2 separate regions of the Homo sapiens genome follow, and region 2 is linked to region 1. The links are chromatin loops, found by intact Hi-C in ENCODE. Cell type or tissue: endothelial cell of umbilical vein. All regions are shown on one strand. Each heading gives the region's core, and the rest is flanking DNA. Links, peaks and the distances in the headings are about the cores only.

The links. A loop is a pair of places that touch in the nucleus more often than their neighbours do. Peaks named below come from ENCODE experiments on the same cell type or tissue, not always from the same donor. Only the 100,000 strongest peaks of a DNase experiment are listed, where the experiment ranks them.
Region 2: a loop joins it to region 1, with 3 times the contacts of the local background. A loop is called at or near these places in 7 of 110 quality-filtered maps.

Annotation. Positions count from the first base shown.
Region 1 is chr18:24,873,845-24,882,184 of GRCh38, reverse strand. No RefSeq gene overlaps it. Among named protein-coding and RNA genes, the nearest start is that of LINC01894, 110 kb to the left of the region's middle. In endothelial cell of umbilical vein, for the core only: a CTCF peak has its summit at 3,704 (motif pointing left); DNase peaks (open chromatin) are centred at 3,694 and 6,694.
Region 2 is chr18:25,050,668-25,059,007 of GRCh38, reverse strand. No RefSeq gene overlaps it. Among named protein-coding and RNA genes, the nearest start is that of LINC01894, 67 kb to the right of the region's middle. In endothelial cell of umbilical vein, for the core only: no CTCF peak of the experiment used is centred there; a DNase peak (open chromatin) is centred at 3,757.

The DNA of each region.
Region 1 (8,340 bases), core at 216-8,215:
TGTCATATGCAAAGACTCTCTTTGACTGGTGGCTTTAGCTATGGGTGTCAAAAAGAACATTGACTGTGTCCTTTCCTCACAAATCAGTCTCTGATGACAAATCAATCTTTTTGTCGCTGCTAATTATCAAGTTCTCTAAGCTATCTGTTGCATGTTGCTTGAGGCTATTGCCAATGAATCTCTGTGGTGGGCTGTCTTTCTTCTGCCCATCCTGATCAAGGGTTCTTCTGTAATTCCCCAACTCTGGCCTTTATGGTTATGGCTGCTGCCAGCCATTGAGTAGTGCTGAGTAAGGCATCACTTTAGAAGGGATTATATTCAAGAACTTCAACAATAGAATCAAGAGAAAATAACAAAACATCTAAAGAAAATAACTGTCTCATTGGTAGCCTCAAACATCACAGTCCTTCCTGAATCTACCTCTTATTGGCAGGTCTGATCTCTGATTACCTTATTTCTGTGTGTGTCTCAGTGTCCTCTCTCAGGGTACGTAGCAGTGGGGTCTTTCACTGGGTTGTTGTGACCATTATATAGGTAAAGCCATACAAAGCACACAAGACAGTGCCTGGATGGTTGATGCTCAATAGATGTGGCTGGTGCTATTGTTCTTTACTCACCTTGTTCTCCTTCTTCTTGTTACTATTATTATTACTTATTATTATACTTAAATACTGGTTCCTTTCAGTGTTTGCTAGGAGTTTGCTTTGTCTTCAGATTTAATAATACACCAGTGGTACTAAATCTTTCAAGCGGAATAAGAGCACGCTGGTCCCCTTCATTTTATTTTCATCAACTCTCAGCACATCTGAGCATATCTTTGTTAAAAACACTTTTCCAGGGTACATTGTGTGAGTAATCATTCAACTGAATAAGATGTTGATGATTCCTTACCACCTTGGTAGAGTAGGTGAACCTAGAAGGGCTCCCGAACTGCATTGGATTTGCTGGAAGTATGATCTTTAACAAAAGCGTAGAAAGAACTTCAAACTTGCCAAAAGGCAAAAGAATAAAATAAATGGCCCGCTTTCATTTACAGCTCTATAGTCACATGAATCTTTTGGAATCAGAAAAAAAAAAGTGGGCTGAAAATGTGTATTTTATTATCGTTGAGTATGTAGACACATTCTGGAAGTGATCAGAAAATGTTAGTCTTGCAGTAGCATCTATCAATCTCTGCTCAACTAAAGTTTGAGCAAGCATTTGACATTAGCTGCTCTATGGTTTTGAATTAGATGTTTGTCCTTGATCCTCTCATGAAAGTCTTTGTCTTTGGCCACCCTGTCTTTACTGAAAAGCCTCTGGTTCTTATTGACCTACATTAACTTTAGCTATTACTTCATCCCCCCAGTGACTCCAGGCTGTGTTCTAAACCACAAACCCATTGTTTCACATCATGAAAAATGTTCTCTACTATCACGACTTGTGGTAGGAGAGAGGCATTAATATCTTCTTGATATGATAACACCTGATAAAGATGCCATTAGTATGTATCAATACTAGAAACGTAGAGACTGCATGATGGTTGTGGCTCTTTTGTTTTCTAAATTAATTGGTTAACATAAAAGACTACACTATTGGACCCTAAATCAAATGAGGTATCTCTAGGAGGTTAGTTACAGCACAGCTTCTGGTAGCAGGAAGCCTGAAGAGAAATAATTGACAAAACTCTAGGAGGTCAGAATGAGCCTAGATGAATGCAATACAACAAAGGGGCAAAGAAAGAAGAAGAAGGAGGAGGAAGAGGAGAAGAAGACCGACTGTATCACTTATCTATAGCTTAGTACAAATTACTTAATGACTTAAAACACAGGTGAGGCTAGTGACCCTGCATGTCCATCACCTTGAGAATGATTGATTCCTTAAATTTGTACCCTAGGTACCTGGCTTACTTCACCCTAGTCCTGGATCTCTAAAACAAGAAAAACATCTTTATAATCTCTCACAGTTTCAGGGGGTCAGGGACTTGGGAACAGCTCAACTGGATGGTTTTAGCTCAGAGTCTCTCATGAAGTTGCAGTCAAGATGTCAGATGGAACTATGGTCATCTGAAGGCTTGACTGGGGCTGAAGGACCACTTTCAAGATGGCTCATTCACATGGCTGAAAAGTCGGTGATAGCTGTTGGCAGGAGGCATCAGTTCCTCTCACATGGACCTCTCCATATGCTGCTGGGGTGTCTTTATGTCATGGCAGCTGACTTCCCGCAGAATGAGTGAACCGAGAGGAAGAAAAGTGGAAGCTATGATGTCCTTTATGATCTAGCTTTAGAAATTTACACCATTGTTTCCACCATATTTCACTGGTAATACAGACCAAGCCTGATGCAGTGTAGAAGGAGATGACACAAAGGCATGAGAAATCATTCATTGGAAGTCATTTTGCAGGCTAGTACTACAAAGATGGAGGAGGAGGAGAGGAAGGGAAAGAAAAATGCCTAGCAGAGAATCTGGTTTTCAAAAGATGACTTTGGCTCAAACTTCTTGGAAAAATTAAATCAAAATAGCAACATGTAAGGTAGAACTAGGACTGGCTATATTATTGGATAATCCAACCCCTTCCTCAGCAGCTGCATATATGTGTGGGAGATGCTGATTGATGGGGTGAGCAGGAAGACCTCATCCAAGACACACACCTTCCATCAAATGTGTCCATCTAGAAAGGACATCAGTTCATAAAAGCCCAGCTTTTGCTAATGGGGGAGCTGAATGATTTGGCAATAGGGGGGTATGATGACTTCTGTTAAGAGGGCTCATCCCATTAGCACAGCTCCTGTCACAGGCTCTAGGATTCCATTGACTTATTCCTAAGTGATCTTGGCATAAGGCCAGCCTCTGTGAATAAGTAACATATCATGGTTCATCCATGTTCTTCACCTGTTATACATAAAGTTACTAAAAGTAAGGGCCAAAAAAAAGAGTTTTCTCTTTAGCAGAAGAGATGTGATTACTTTCCAAACAAAGCCCTTTCTGATTTTTTAACTCAACATTGACTTTCTTTCTGTTATGTGGAAGGCAAAGTCAAGCAGATAGTCTTGCTTTCTTCATTTTGTGCTCAGCCTCTCTTCCTCAAACACTGACTTTCCCAGACACTATACCGTACCTTCCACTGAACCAAGACTCGAAATTAACACATGAATCTTTCTTTACACACGACTCTGCAGTGATTTTTTAAATTCAGAGAAGAGAACACTGGACCCCAGAAACTTCATCCCTTAAGAATCACCAGGTTTCCAATTCTTGTTCTCCTCCCTGCTAATGAGCAGGTCTCCGCCATCCCTGGACATGAGATCTTCCCTTGTACCCAGCATTGGCACCCAGCTGCCTCTCCCTGAAAGCCCTTCATAAGAATGGACAGAATGTGTCCTTCTTCAGTCCTGAGGCTGTCCATCGGAATGGGGGTCACTGTGCACATGCCCCTCACTGCTCTTTTGTCCCTACGCCTTATCATGGCTCCCCAGCAGGGCCTTTGATTTCTACACCTCACTGGGGGTATCTGGGCTACTTTATAGTTTGTATCTCTGTTTGCAAAGATATGTATCCGATTCCACACACAATGAACGAACAATAACAACACAAAATTACAAATGTTATGATGCATTATGCTTTGATTAAATAAGAAATGTGATCGGCTGTGCCCAAAAGGATAGAACTTGAATCCCGTCAAGAGAAGAGATGAATGAACAGAACTACAGTGACATCTGCTGGTCCCTTCCATAGAGTTGTTGGTTTAAGTGTCACCAGAAATGAGTGATGAAAGAAAATAATGATAATCTCAGGCTTAAAATAAATCCTTAAAATGTGCATTTATATAAAAATGTATTCAGTTCAACCATTTTAATCAGTATGTTGCAAATGAGAAAACACAATTCTTGGGAGCAGGAGGTGAAAATTATTTACTCCACAATTGTTCATAACAGGAATGGAAAAGACCACTCACATCATCATTTTAGTACACAATCACCCACGCCCACACACCACAGAGGATAGACAGGTCAGTTAGGAGAAAAGGGAAGCATGGAAAATAAAAATGTTCTACTCAAAAGTATCTCTGAGTCTTAAAATATTGGCTTCCTCTTTAGATGCTCTAGAAGAAGCTGAGGTTCCAGGGGACAGGAATTACCCTCCCCGCCCAGGATGTACAACGTCTTGCACGGTTTCTCTGCAAAGAAATGTCTACTGCTGTGATGCTGAGATACATTAGAAAAACATTAAGATGTAATCAGGCACTCCCTGGGGGCCAGGGTTGCAGTGGGATCAATAAACTTTGCCACCCTGTTGGCTTCCGTTCGGGCAAATCTTCAGTCATCAACATTCCCTGCCCTCTCTGCCAAAAAAATGAAGTGAGATCCTGCTCTGAGGTTCAGCATCCTGAACACAAAATGCCTGAGGCTGCCTCCCCAAAGTCTGAGAAGTCAGTGTAGCATTCCCTTGAGGATTTCTCGGCCAGTGTCTTTTGTAGAAAGGGCAGGGTTTTTGTTGGACCCCCCACCCCCGCCCCCCACCCAAAGCAGTGTCACAAAGGGAGCCGTCATCTGGATTCTGGATAATGACCATTCTGTTTCCAGTGAAATACAAACCCACGTTTTTTTTTCTTAGCACAGCCCTAAATGCCTTCAGTGTATACTGCCCACAACAATAGATTATAAAGCTTTCCTAACATCATTCCTGACCAAAAAATTAGTAGAGATTGTGTCTTTTAGAAAGTACTGAAATTATTCTAAAATGATCCGCACATACCTTAGCTTTGGGGGCCTGAATGACAAAAGATGGGCATTGCCTTACAAACAAAGGAACTTTTCGTTTCTGTCTTGTGCTTGGACTGTGAGGCTGCTCTGAGTGGGGAGGCATGGCTGTCATCTTGCTGTGCTGAAAGCATCCTTATCCCACATCTGAATAAAAGACAAAGAGACCCCCATCCAGGCAGCATGTGGGGATGTTCACATCTAACAATAACCATATATTGTGCGGAAGTACAAGTGTGGACAGTCTGCACTTCTTGGAAGCTAAGCTGCGTTACAGCTATCTGGGTTTCTTTTAATGACTCTGAGGGACAATGCATCACCTACAAGTCTAAAGCACATTCGATAAAACATCTTGGAGTCAGTGCCTGTGGAATTCATTTTCCAGAGACAGTCAAGCTTGGGGATTTGTTTTCTAAGTTTTTTTTTTCTTTCCTTCTTTCTTTCTTTCTTTGTGTGTGTGTGTGTGTGTGTGTGTGTGTGTGTGTGTGTGTAAACCGCAAAGCTACTTTTTCCTCCACTCTATCATCTTTCAGCCCTGAGTGAGTTTGCATGATTCATCATTGTTTAAGCAGGTTTTCTACAAGAGAAGATTACTAAACTAATTGATTATTAATTGATTATCGTAATAGTCCATAACATTCCATTTGCAGTGATTCCTCAAAGCAACGTATGCCCTGGGTAGTTCTCAACAGTGAGGGATTTGCGGACCCACAGCCAAGCTTGCACGTCCTTTAGGGACGCATCCATCTGGCTCTGACAGTGCCACATCCATTATTCCCACAAATAGTACTAAGGGAGGTAGTATTGGGTGGAATGGAGAACATCGTTTCCTCTAGTTTCTTCCATTTGCAACATGTTGAACATTTCCTTTTTCTGCATAACTCTGGCATAGTGTGTGTTTGTGAGGAGAGGAGGAATGCATTTTCAGAAACTTCTCCACCTTCCTGTGGCCACAGACTTCTTGTCCTCCAGGGCCACTGGGCTGTGTTGATGGCCCAATCTGCTGAAATGTGATTCAGCTTATGACTCAAACTCCATCACTATTAAAGAGCCACATTGTCACGTTCATTCGTTTGGCCCTGCATTTGGTCACGAAAGGTCCTTTTTAAGGTTCTCTCTCTGTTTTCGGCCCTGGCTCTAGCCCTGGGGATGTTCATTCAGCAGAGCACAAGGAGTGCCCTTGGGCCGATGGGGCAAAAAGACAATTCCCTTGACCAGGACAGTGAAGTGTCATTTGTGCTGTGGCAGCACAGAAAAGGGACACCCTGAATGGGTGGCAGGAGTCAGGGAAAGCTTCCCAGAAGAAGGGACATTCAAGCTGAATTTAAAAGGGTGTGTGTGGAACTGAGTAAAGAAGGAGATGTGCATTTCAGCATAGCTTCATAGAAGAAGCATAGAGTAATGAAACCACAGCTAAGTTCAAAGTTGTTGTTCCCCAGTGGCCTGAGGGAAGGGTGTGTGTGGGGTCGGGCAGAGAGAGCATCAGGGAACAGAGAAACCCACATGTGGAGCTCCATGGTTCCTCAAAGGCACAGCTTTATGACCTACTTTATTTAACATTTGTCCAGCACCTGCTTTGTACAGGGAACTGTCTGACATGCTGTGGCCTGGAGGGATTGAGAGGAAAACCATCTCTGCCCTCAACAATAGACACACAGTGAGTGCCTACTGCATACCAGACAAGCTTTTAGGTTCTTTCCTGTGGCTTTTCAATTTAATCCTCACGACAAACCTGCAAAGTAAGTATTGTTAGCTCAATTTCACAAATGAGGAAACTGGAGCCCTGAGAGGTAAAAACTACCTATTTAAGATCAAACATCTGGTTTGCAGCCAGCTGGGATCAGAACTACAGAGAAGACACAAGAAGTTTATGACTCAAGATTTCCATTTATACCATACCAGATAGGAGAGGAAGAGCAGGGAAGGAAATGTAAAAATGTGGGCGGTTCTCCCTCTGGTCAAGCCAGCCTATCGCTTTGTACCAGGCAGGAGCCCTGGGCCCAGACTCTCTGGAAATTCCTATGTGGACACGTTCCAGGCAGGAAAGCACAACAAAGACAGTCCCTTTGTTTCTCCTGTTGCCCCCTTATCCCCATGCCCTTTCCTGAAGCTGCTCCTGCCTCTGACCTACATGGCAGTAGACAAGGCTTAAGCCTTCTCTTGGATCCTTTAAATTCCCACAGGTGGTCCTTTCCAGTTATTCCCACTTCAGACATTTCTCAAGCTGAGTGGAGGGAGGTGGAAAGCTTCGTACGCAGGAAAAGAAGGGAGATAAAGAAATTAGGAGGATTCTGAACACTGGGTTGTGGTTTCCTTCATACAAAACTTGTTTCATATTGGTAGTCCCAGATTACTTTTCAAAATATTAGGTTGGTGCAAAAAAATTGTGGTTTCTGCCATTACTTTCAATGGCAAAAACCATTGATTACTTTTGCACCAACTCAATAGTAAAATCCACAAGCAAACACATATATCTCACTCTGTGAAGGTTAGTCTCCTGCCAGTAGCCCTCACTGGGTTTACCAACTCTATTGTTATCCCCTCCCCCTATCTTCTCTTAACCTGATACTAGAAGGCCCAGTAACTAATTATGACATTCCCACAAGAAGGGAAGAAATGTAGTCCCACTAATAGAGAAAGCAGAATAAAGGAAAGGATAGTCAAGGACTTCTCGAAACAACTAAAAATGACAAAGCTGGCTCAGAAATACAGTGTTTTATAAAGTAGAGACATTTATTAAGCAACGGAAGGTTTCCATATAAGTTGTAAGTATATGAAAAAGTCCAAGGAAAATAAAGCTATGGAGACAGTCGTAAAGCATGCAGGTATTGGCTGGACATTTCTAAAACACTATAGGTCTTACTTATTGCTATGGTTTGTATGTACTCCTCAAAGTTCTGTGCTGGAAACTTAATCCTCAATGCAACAATGTTGCAAGGTAAAACCTTTAAAACGGAATTTGGTCTTGAGGGCTCTGCCTTCCTTATTGTAAGAGTAGGTGTGTTATAAAAGCAAGTTTGGACCCCTCTCTCTTGCCCATGTGATGCTTTCCACCATGTTATGATGCATCAAGAAGGCCCCCACCAGATGCAATCCCTCAATCTAGGACTTTCCAGCCACCAGAACCATGAGCGAAATAAATTTCTGTTCATTATACATTACCCACTCTCAGGTATTCTGTAATATCAGCACAAAATAGACTAAGACACTTATTTATGCCTGGATCCCCCTGGTAAAACTTTCCTATGCCTGATTTTTGCACCCTGAGCCCAGCTGTGCAAGGTCACACCTCTAAACCTTGTCTAGTGCTTTATTGTCTCAGATAGTGTGTTGTGTGTTTGCTCATTGCCTCTTTGGTCTTTGAGTTCTCCAGTATTCACAAAACATTGTATTTCTGAATCTGTAATACTTCACATCACAGAGGGAAATAGAAACGGAAGACGCTGGAGGGAACATGAAGGGAGAAAAAGACAGGAGACTTTGTCAGGAGTTTTAAACTTTCTTATTGAGTTAGAAGAAGCCCTGGGGAGAAGATGTTTTAGATGTTTGGGCCTTCTGGGTTCACCGTTGCCGCAGAGAAGAAAGAGTGTGGTGATTTAA
Region 2 (8,340 bases), core at 21-8,020, 180 kb before region 1:
GGCCCGAAATGTCAATAGTACAGAGGTTGAGAAATTGCTGTAATGCAAAGTTGTACATGATTTGCAATGGCCCAAACTTCTTTACATTGGAACGACCTGGGGAACTTTAAAAACATCCATTGCCTGAGTCCCACCCCAGAGATCCTGACTTAATTGGTCCCAAGCAGGGGTCGCCAATCCCAGGACCACAGACCATTATGGGTCTGTGTGGCCTGTTAGGAACCAGGCTACACAGCAGGAAGTGAGTGGCAGGCAAGGGAGCAGAGCCAAGCTTCATCTGTATTTACAGCCACTCCCCGTCACTCACATGACCGCCTGAGCTCCGCCTCCTGTCAGATCAGTGGCAGCCTTAGATTCTCATAGGAGCACAAACCCTATACTGTGCATGCAAGGGATCTAGGTTGAGGGCTCCTTATAAGAATCAAATGCCTGATGATTTGCCATTGTCTCCCATCACCCCCAGATGGGACCATCTAGTTTCAGGAAAACAAGCTCAGGCCTCCTACTGATTTTTTTATTATGGTGAGTTGTATAATTATTTCATTATATATTACAATGTAATAATAATAAAGTACACAATAAATGTAAAGCACTTGAATCATCCCAAAACCATCCACCGGTGACCCTGGTCCATGGAAAAATTGTCTTCCACGAAACCAGTCCCTTGTGCCAAAAAGTTGAAGACCACTGGTCTAGAGCACAACTTCGACATCAGAAACTCCTCAGCTGATTCTAAGGGGGCCAAGTTTGAGAACCACTGGGTTCTGTAGCTGACATTCTCAGGTGAGTGTACCTGACTCAAGACTAGAAATTAGACAAGAACGTTCAAGGAGTAGAGAAGTGGTGTGGGCCTTAGTCTCTTCCCTCAACATTGATTTTTGCAACGGGGCATTTCATGATTATTTTAACCCTGAAGTAACATAATAACCAATAGCAAGTCTGTGAAGAGGGAGAAAGGAAGAAATGACCCAGAATCCCATCACCCTTACACCTGGTCCAGGGATTATAGACTCAGCAAGTGAGAAAACTGGCGCAGGGGCCTCTAGCAAACTGGAGAGCAAATGCCCCCTCCTCTGCCCCACTGTTGCCTGCAGGGAAACAGACTCCCAGTGCCAGATTGCCCCGTGCCTTCCGAGGAGCCAGCAATCCGGGTGGCTACATGCTATGTTCCAATTTCCAAATGTTGGCAACCTATTCCATTTTTTTTTAATTCGAACTCTGCTGGCCCCCACTGTGTCGGCCATATGAGACACACTTTCAGGCCAGGCTTGAATCTTGGATTGCCAGTTTTGACCTCTGGCATCAACTGTTTTGTTTTGTTTTGTTTTGTTTTTCTGATTCTCATTCCAGCCCATTTTAAATGTTTGTTTTGAAAGCACGATATGACTTTTGTATATAAAAGTTCAAATCATGCTTTGTTTTCAATTAGCATTATGTGCAGTTTTGAAGCTGCTCTGTGACCTTCATATTCACATTGCTTAATGCTGAACTGAGTAATCCAGTGAATGGATGTGTTCTATATGAGGCTGCCCCTATTTCTGGATCTTTAGATTTCAGACAGATTTTGGGGAGTGATAAAGGATAATAAATGATAGAAAGTTAATATTCTCTGATGCAAGTCAGATAATGCTAAATTCTGTGTTGTGAATGGGGGCCAGATTAATACGATTTAGAAATCATGTAAATGGGTGACAAGGTTGACATTCTACTTGGAAAACTGACAAGCATAACCAGTGTTCCAGCCACAATGGAAGGTCACAGCGCCAGAGACCCTCTAGGGACCCCCACAGGCTGGGCTAGGCTTCCCAGAGCAGCTCTGGGTCAGTTCCAGAACATGGACAAGGACTCCAGTGAACCCTCAAGTTCTGCTCTATAGAGCATGGCAGCCTGACTTTGTGTCTGTTTGTGCCTGTTGGGGTGCAACACTGCAGAACTCTTGAGAAAGGAAGCCTGGAAATCCAGATCCCATTATAGAGCACCTGCAAATGCTTCTCCATTTAACTTCAGCAGGCCAGAGACACTTACCATCTCCCTTGTGTGGAGGAAGCGCCTACCAAAGACACTGAAAACTGGAGTTCAAGAAAGAGGGATGATTTAGGCTAAAATAGGCCAGCATGGGTTCCTGGCAGAGTCCCAAAGCTCAGGTCTGGTTGGCACTGCATTCCTGGGTGAGTGCCCCCTGAGACTGCGGAGTAGCCTCAACCATCTCTGCCAGATTCCTCTGTAATGAAGTCAGCTGTCAACTCCTTGGGGGGAAAAGCACAGAGCCCCTTTATTTCCAAGCAGGTGTTGCAGCATATTAAAGGTTGAATTCCATCTTGTGCTCACATCCTGAATGAGCCAGTTTGCAGGCAAGCTCAGTTCTTTCTGCAAAGAGGGAAACTTGGCAATGGTGGAGGCTGAGTACTTAAATGGCAATCAACTTCTGGCTCATATCAATTAATTCCTTCATGGACTTCTGCCTAAGTATAGCATCTTGAATTCCCAGCTGCGGCGGCTATGAAAAACAGCCCAAACAACACACGCCACCATCTCAGGGAGGGCGCACCGGCGGAACGATGGGTGATGCTATCTCAGGGCAACCGCGGATGTTGATTTCGGGCTCTCTCTTTGTGTACCTGCAGAATACGGAGAAGAACATACACTCATTTCTCAGTGTGGGAAATTCTTCAAGAAAACGTCAACTAAGTCTAAGAAAAATCCCTCTGAGGGGAATCACCTCTTTTTGGCTTTAAAATGCCTAGATCCAAAGTAACGGTGAGATGTGGGAGCAGAATGCAGGATAGAAAATCAGAGGATGGCTTTATTGTGAGCAATATCTTCTCAGAAACTGGAAAGCCCCATTCCAAAATGACCTTCATCCCAAGGAACCTACCAGAGTCCTGTCCATCTCTGTTCCATGAACAAGGGGCTCTTGCTCAAGGGCTGCAGACAGACTGAGGGTGATGCGCTGTGACATGTGAGACTTGGCCATTCTTCAACTCATATGGTTGGTTCAGACAGTACGATTCAGACCACAACGTCCACATGGGGATGTGAATTTTCAAAGATCTCTCCTCATCTAATGATCTAATAATGTGGCTATCACCAAGGTATAACCAAAAAGTCAAGGTCACCTGGGAGGGGCAAACACATTTTTCCTCTCCCGAGTATGAACAGCACTGGCTTCTCTCCTTCTCTGCTTTCTTTTTCTGAGTCAGTGGAAGAGTCTAGTCCCAAAGCCTTTGGTTCCCTGAGGCTCTTACATCATCCAGTATGGTAGCCACTGGCTATTTAAAAATGTGGCTATTTAAATTAATTTAAATTAAGCAAAATAAAAAATCGAGTTCCTCAGTCTCACTAGGAACATTTCATGTCTTTGGTTGCCACATGAGGTTTATGGCTTCCATATGGAATGGCACAGATACAGAACATTCTCCTCATCGTGCAGAGTTCTGTTGGCAGTCCTACCATTCTAACCTGTCCCCTCCCTGCTGCTTTCACCCCCTCAATGTACAGAGGTCCCTCTTTCTCTAGTTCCTTCAATATATTCCTTCCCTCTGCATACTTTCCTTCTGTCTTCAAATGCGCACAGGTTTCTTCACTTCTTTAAAAAAAAAATATTTTTGCTTAACCGTGAAGCATCTTTACAGGACTGTTTTATTTATTTCCTTCATTTTCTTCCAAATTTCTCAAATTTGTGGTCTTCCCCACATCCTCCATTTCCTGACCACTGACTCGCTTCTGACTCACCTGCAGGCTGGCTTCCATCAATCAGCAATATCCTCTTCCTGAAAATGAATTGGCCAAGGTCACCAGTAGCCACCCAGTCTTTGTTTTTTTTTTTGTTTTGTTTTGTTTGGTTTTGTTTTTTTCCTTTCCCAGTTCTTCTTCTCCTTTTTCAATCATTTAGTCCATCAGACACCAACTCCCATGTTCTTATTCGGCAATATTTCTATGTTTATTCTTTCCTTTCCATTTCCAGTGATAGGACCTTAGGGGCACCCTTATCATTTACCTGCTTCTGGTCTTTCTCCCCTTATCCCCCTTGTGTATGGCCACCATGTATCTTTATAAAACACTTATTTCACATCATTTACTCATTTAATAAATACCTATGACTCCCAGAGTAATGTAGTGAAAAAGGATGCAGTTTAAATGAAGTTTGGATCTTTTCCTGCCACTTACTAACTATGTAGCCTAGACCAACTTACTTTGCTTTTTCTAAGGCCCCTTTTCCCTTCTTTAATTTAAGGATAAGTATACTTATAAATTATGGTAGGATTTTGCTGATATTATCATCAGTGGCTAGAAATACCGGAAACATATTAGATGACCTATATAGAAAAGTTTTTAACTATTATTGTCTTTATTTAATCCAAGCTCTTTTTCTGTCCATTTTAGAATCACTGCCTTTTCTCTGTTGTAACCTCTTACCCCTCTGATTCCTCTGTACCACTCCCTTGTAATCTTTCTAAAAACTACACTTTTTATCATGTCTCCTACCTATGAGAGCCTGGAATAATGGTCTTCATCTTCCACCAAAAGTTGAATATTCCTTTGACTTTCCAGAGTGTCTTAACTTTGTCCAACTCTGTACACCATTCTTATACCTTATCCTGCTTCAGCCTATTTAAGCCAATCAAGCCCCATCATCATGCTCCATCATCCTCCCTTGCACATCTAATTCATTCCTTTTTTTATTGTTCACTTCTATCAATTCCCACTCTGTGCAAAACGTTTCCTTCCTCCTCTCCAGTTACCCAGTCCTGCTCAGTCTTCTGGTCCCACAAAAAGCCCCTCTTCCTTCATAAAATCTGATTTGCCACATTATCTCCTTTCTCTGAATGCCTGTTGCACTTACAACCTAGCTTAACAATTCACGATTTCCTTCAAAACTAGTTTGTCTTCAATGAAACAAAACTAATTTATCCTCAAACTGGATTACAACTTTTTCAAGGATGAGGAATCTGCTATTTGGTTTTATTTTTTAAACTATCCTTGGTGATTTCACCTAATAGAAGTTCAATAAAGCACACATTGTTCAACTACTAGCTTAAATATGGTCCTCAGTTTATCTTAGTTCAACACACATGGGTTATTTGCCTACCCTGAGCCAGGTACAAAGGATAAAGAGGTATGACAAGATCCCTGCTCTTCAGAAATTCGCAATTACAATTATCCAGAGACTCAGTCTTTTCTCCTTGTTCAACAGTTGCCACCATCCTCATAAACCAGATAAGGAAGAGCATGTGGGAGCCGAGTCAGCTTGGACTTGATTTGTAGCCATAAGATGTTGAAATTGGAAGTCATAATGCCTTCCTCTTTGGCCTCTTCATTGATGGTGATTTCAGTTGATGTATTTAGCACCAGGCTGCTCCTGAACAGTCAGCAGCATGCTGCAAGGCAGAAAATCAACTAGATGTGGTCCACACCCAACTGACTAAAAGTATTTCTCTACCACGAACGAAGTTTTGCACTAGAAACAGATCACGCTACACATATTCAAAATGCAGGTTAAAACAGCGTGCAAAACTGCATCTGGAAAGGTACCAGATCTATATGTAAATTCAAGCTGTAGCCCATTCTTTCCTTAAAGCAACAAAGATGTTGACTGTGATTACAGATAATAAGAGCTTTCCTTCTGATGAAATGAGCATATACTGAACCAAACATACGATATATTCCCATGACAAATATATTTACACTCAACACAGAACACGGAGAGAAAAGAAAATGTCAATAGTTGACAGCTTCTTGGCCTATGGGGTGTAATCCAGGAGCATAATAAACTCATTTAAGCTTGGTGTTGAATAAATGCATGTTAGGCCTGTGCATTTTTGGGGGGCTTTCCCCCAACACATTGTTTTAATACAATGTCACATTTCTCCGTGTTGCACAGTCCTTCTGCTGCTGTCAGCAGAGACAGGGACCAAGCTAATCTTTGGGCCAAACCAGAGGTAATTTGCCCTAATGAGTAAAGATAGGAACAAAAAAAGGACATCATGGAGGAAAATGCCTGATTGTCAAATGTTGGCAGATAACCATTTCACACTGGAAAATACGTCTCAAGAATGTTGGCTGCTGGGAGATTAAAAGTCTAAAAGAAGATGTATTTCCATGGAAGATCTTAATCATGCTGATAAAAGGATAAGCATAGTCAAGAGGATATAAACCACATCAAAGGCCACCTCTGTTTAGAAGCTGGAGACTGCTCCCTTCCCCTTATTAATGTATTTCTCATCCCAGCCAAATTGGATGTGAAGATATGTTCCTTATTCCTGGCAGATCTTGCAAGATATCAAACATTTCAGACTTTGCGTGTGAAAGCAGGACATATTGGTTAAGACTGGAAATAGCATGTTTCTGGTAGAGTTCAAGTCTATAAGAAATACTACACCCTACTGTTTTCGTAAATGCCAGAGTTCCATTGAATCGAGACAGATGGTAGCAGGCAAAGACGCAATCTTATAATCAAAAGCTAAAATATGTCAAAAATATGTTAGCAAGCAAAATATAGCAGATTACTAACTTCTCATGTCATGACAGCTTGCAAAACATGTTAGGATGTTGAATTTCTACTTATGTAAATAAAGGAGCAGTAAACAGAGGAGCAGCATGGCATGAGAACTCACGTGTTGACTGTCCCTTCACTGCAGTTTGGGGAACAGAACGAGCCACGTGGCCCCAAGGAGACCCAGATGGATATTAAAATGTCTCCAGAACAAAGCGTGGGGATCCATTTTCCTTTCATGAGCAACGAATTTCTCTGTGATACCTAGAAGCTGTTTAGCTAAATTACAGGAGACATTCGAACTTCCCAGAGAGAATTGTGAGGGTTCTGTTGAGAATCATCATGCCATTTAGCTCAAGGAAACAAGAGGGTGAGTACCCAAGTACCCAAAATGTACCCAAGGCTTTCTGTATATGTCAATCGCAGCCCAAGGAAGTTTCTTTGATCACAGTCCTGGTTTCTTAGTGTCTTGGCTAATTTTGGTCAGGGTTGTGGGGAGCAAAGGCAATGTTAATCATGGTTGGGGCAGGTGGAAGAGGAGGTGTTTTTCTTTTTTTTTTTTTTTTTTTTTTTTGAGACAGAGTCTCGCTCTGTCACCCAGGTTAGAGTGCAATGGCGTGATCTTGGCTCACTGCAACCTCTGCCTCCTGGGTTCAAGTGATTCTCCTGCCTCAGCCTCCTGAGTAGCTGAGATTACAGGCGCACGCCACCTCGCCTGCCTGATTTTTTTTTCTTTTGTCTTTTTAGTAGAGATGAGGTTTCACCATGTTGATCAGGCTGATCTTGAACTGCTGACCTCGTGATCCACTAACTTTTATTGAGCACTTACTGTGGTCCAGGTGTTGTGTACTGCTGTCATACCAAATTAGATTCTCAGCTCTTGAGATGGTAAGAAGATCACTTTTACTACTCCATGCTCAATGGAAGTTCAAATCTGACCCTCTTCCCTGCTCCCATGGTCAGGGAATCTAGGGTGGGAAGAAGGTGGGTCTTCCATTCTCACTCCAGCATGGCCCCGCCTGACACCTGCATCGCACTCCAACACAGGCTGCCTCTGCTCTGCACAGTACCAAAGACACAAACATCAGCTCCATTTTTAAATTTCCATAGAGAATCTGTTGGGGAAAACATCAATGTACCAGAGAATGATGCATTTTGGAGCAAGAAATATCTATATATCTATATCTATTAATATTTATATATACAGAGATAGATAGATAGATGGATAGATAGATAGATAGATAGATAGTCTCACTCTGTCGCCAAGGCTGGAGTGCAGTGACGCGATCTCGGCTCACTGCAACCTCCACCTCCCAGGTTCAAGCAATTCTCCTGCCTCAGCCTCCCAAGTAGCTGGGATTACAGGCATGCGCCACCACATCCAACTAGTTTTTGTATTTTTAGTAGAGGCGAGGTTTCTCCATGTTGGCCAGGCTGGTCTCGAACTCCTGAACTCAAGTGATCCCCCCATGTCTTGGCCTCCCAAAGTGCTGGGATTACAGACATGAGCCATAGAGCAAGAAATATTCTGATAAATTGCTTGGGTTGGAGAGTGAGGGTCCAAGGGTCTGCTCCTATAACAAAAGATGCTGCCTAAATTGCTGAACATAAACTAAGGAAAGGAGTTTGCATTTTTCCGGAGAAGAAGCCAGCAACCCTGAGCTCTGGAGGAGAAAGGACCACAGTAGGCGACAGGTGGTGTAGCTGCTAAGTTGGGACATTGGAGATGAGACGGGTCTAGAGCATATTCCTAAGTTTGTGTTGTTGTTGTTGCTTTGGTTTGGTTTGATTTGGTTATTGTTGAGGATTGGGCCACGTTAAACCTCTTCTGCTATCTTCTCCACAAA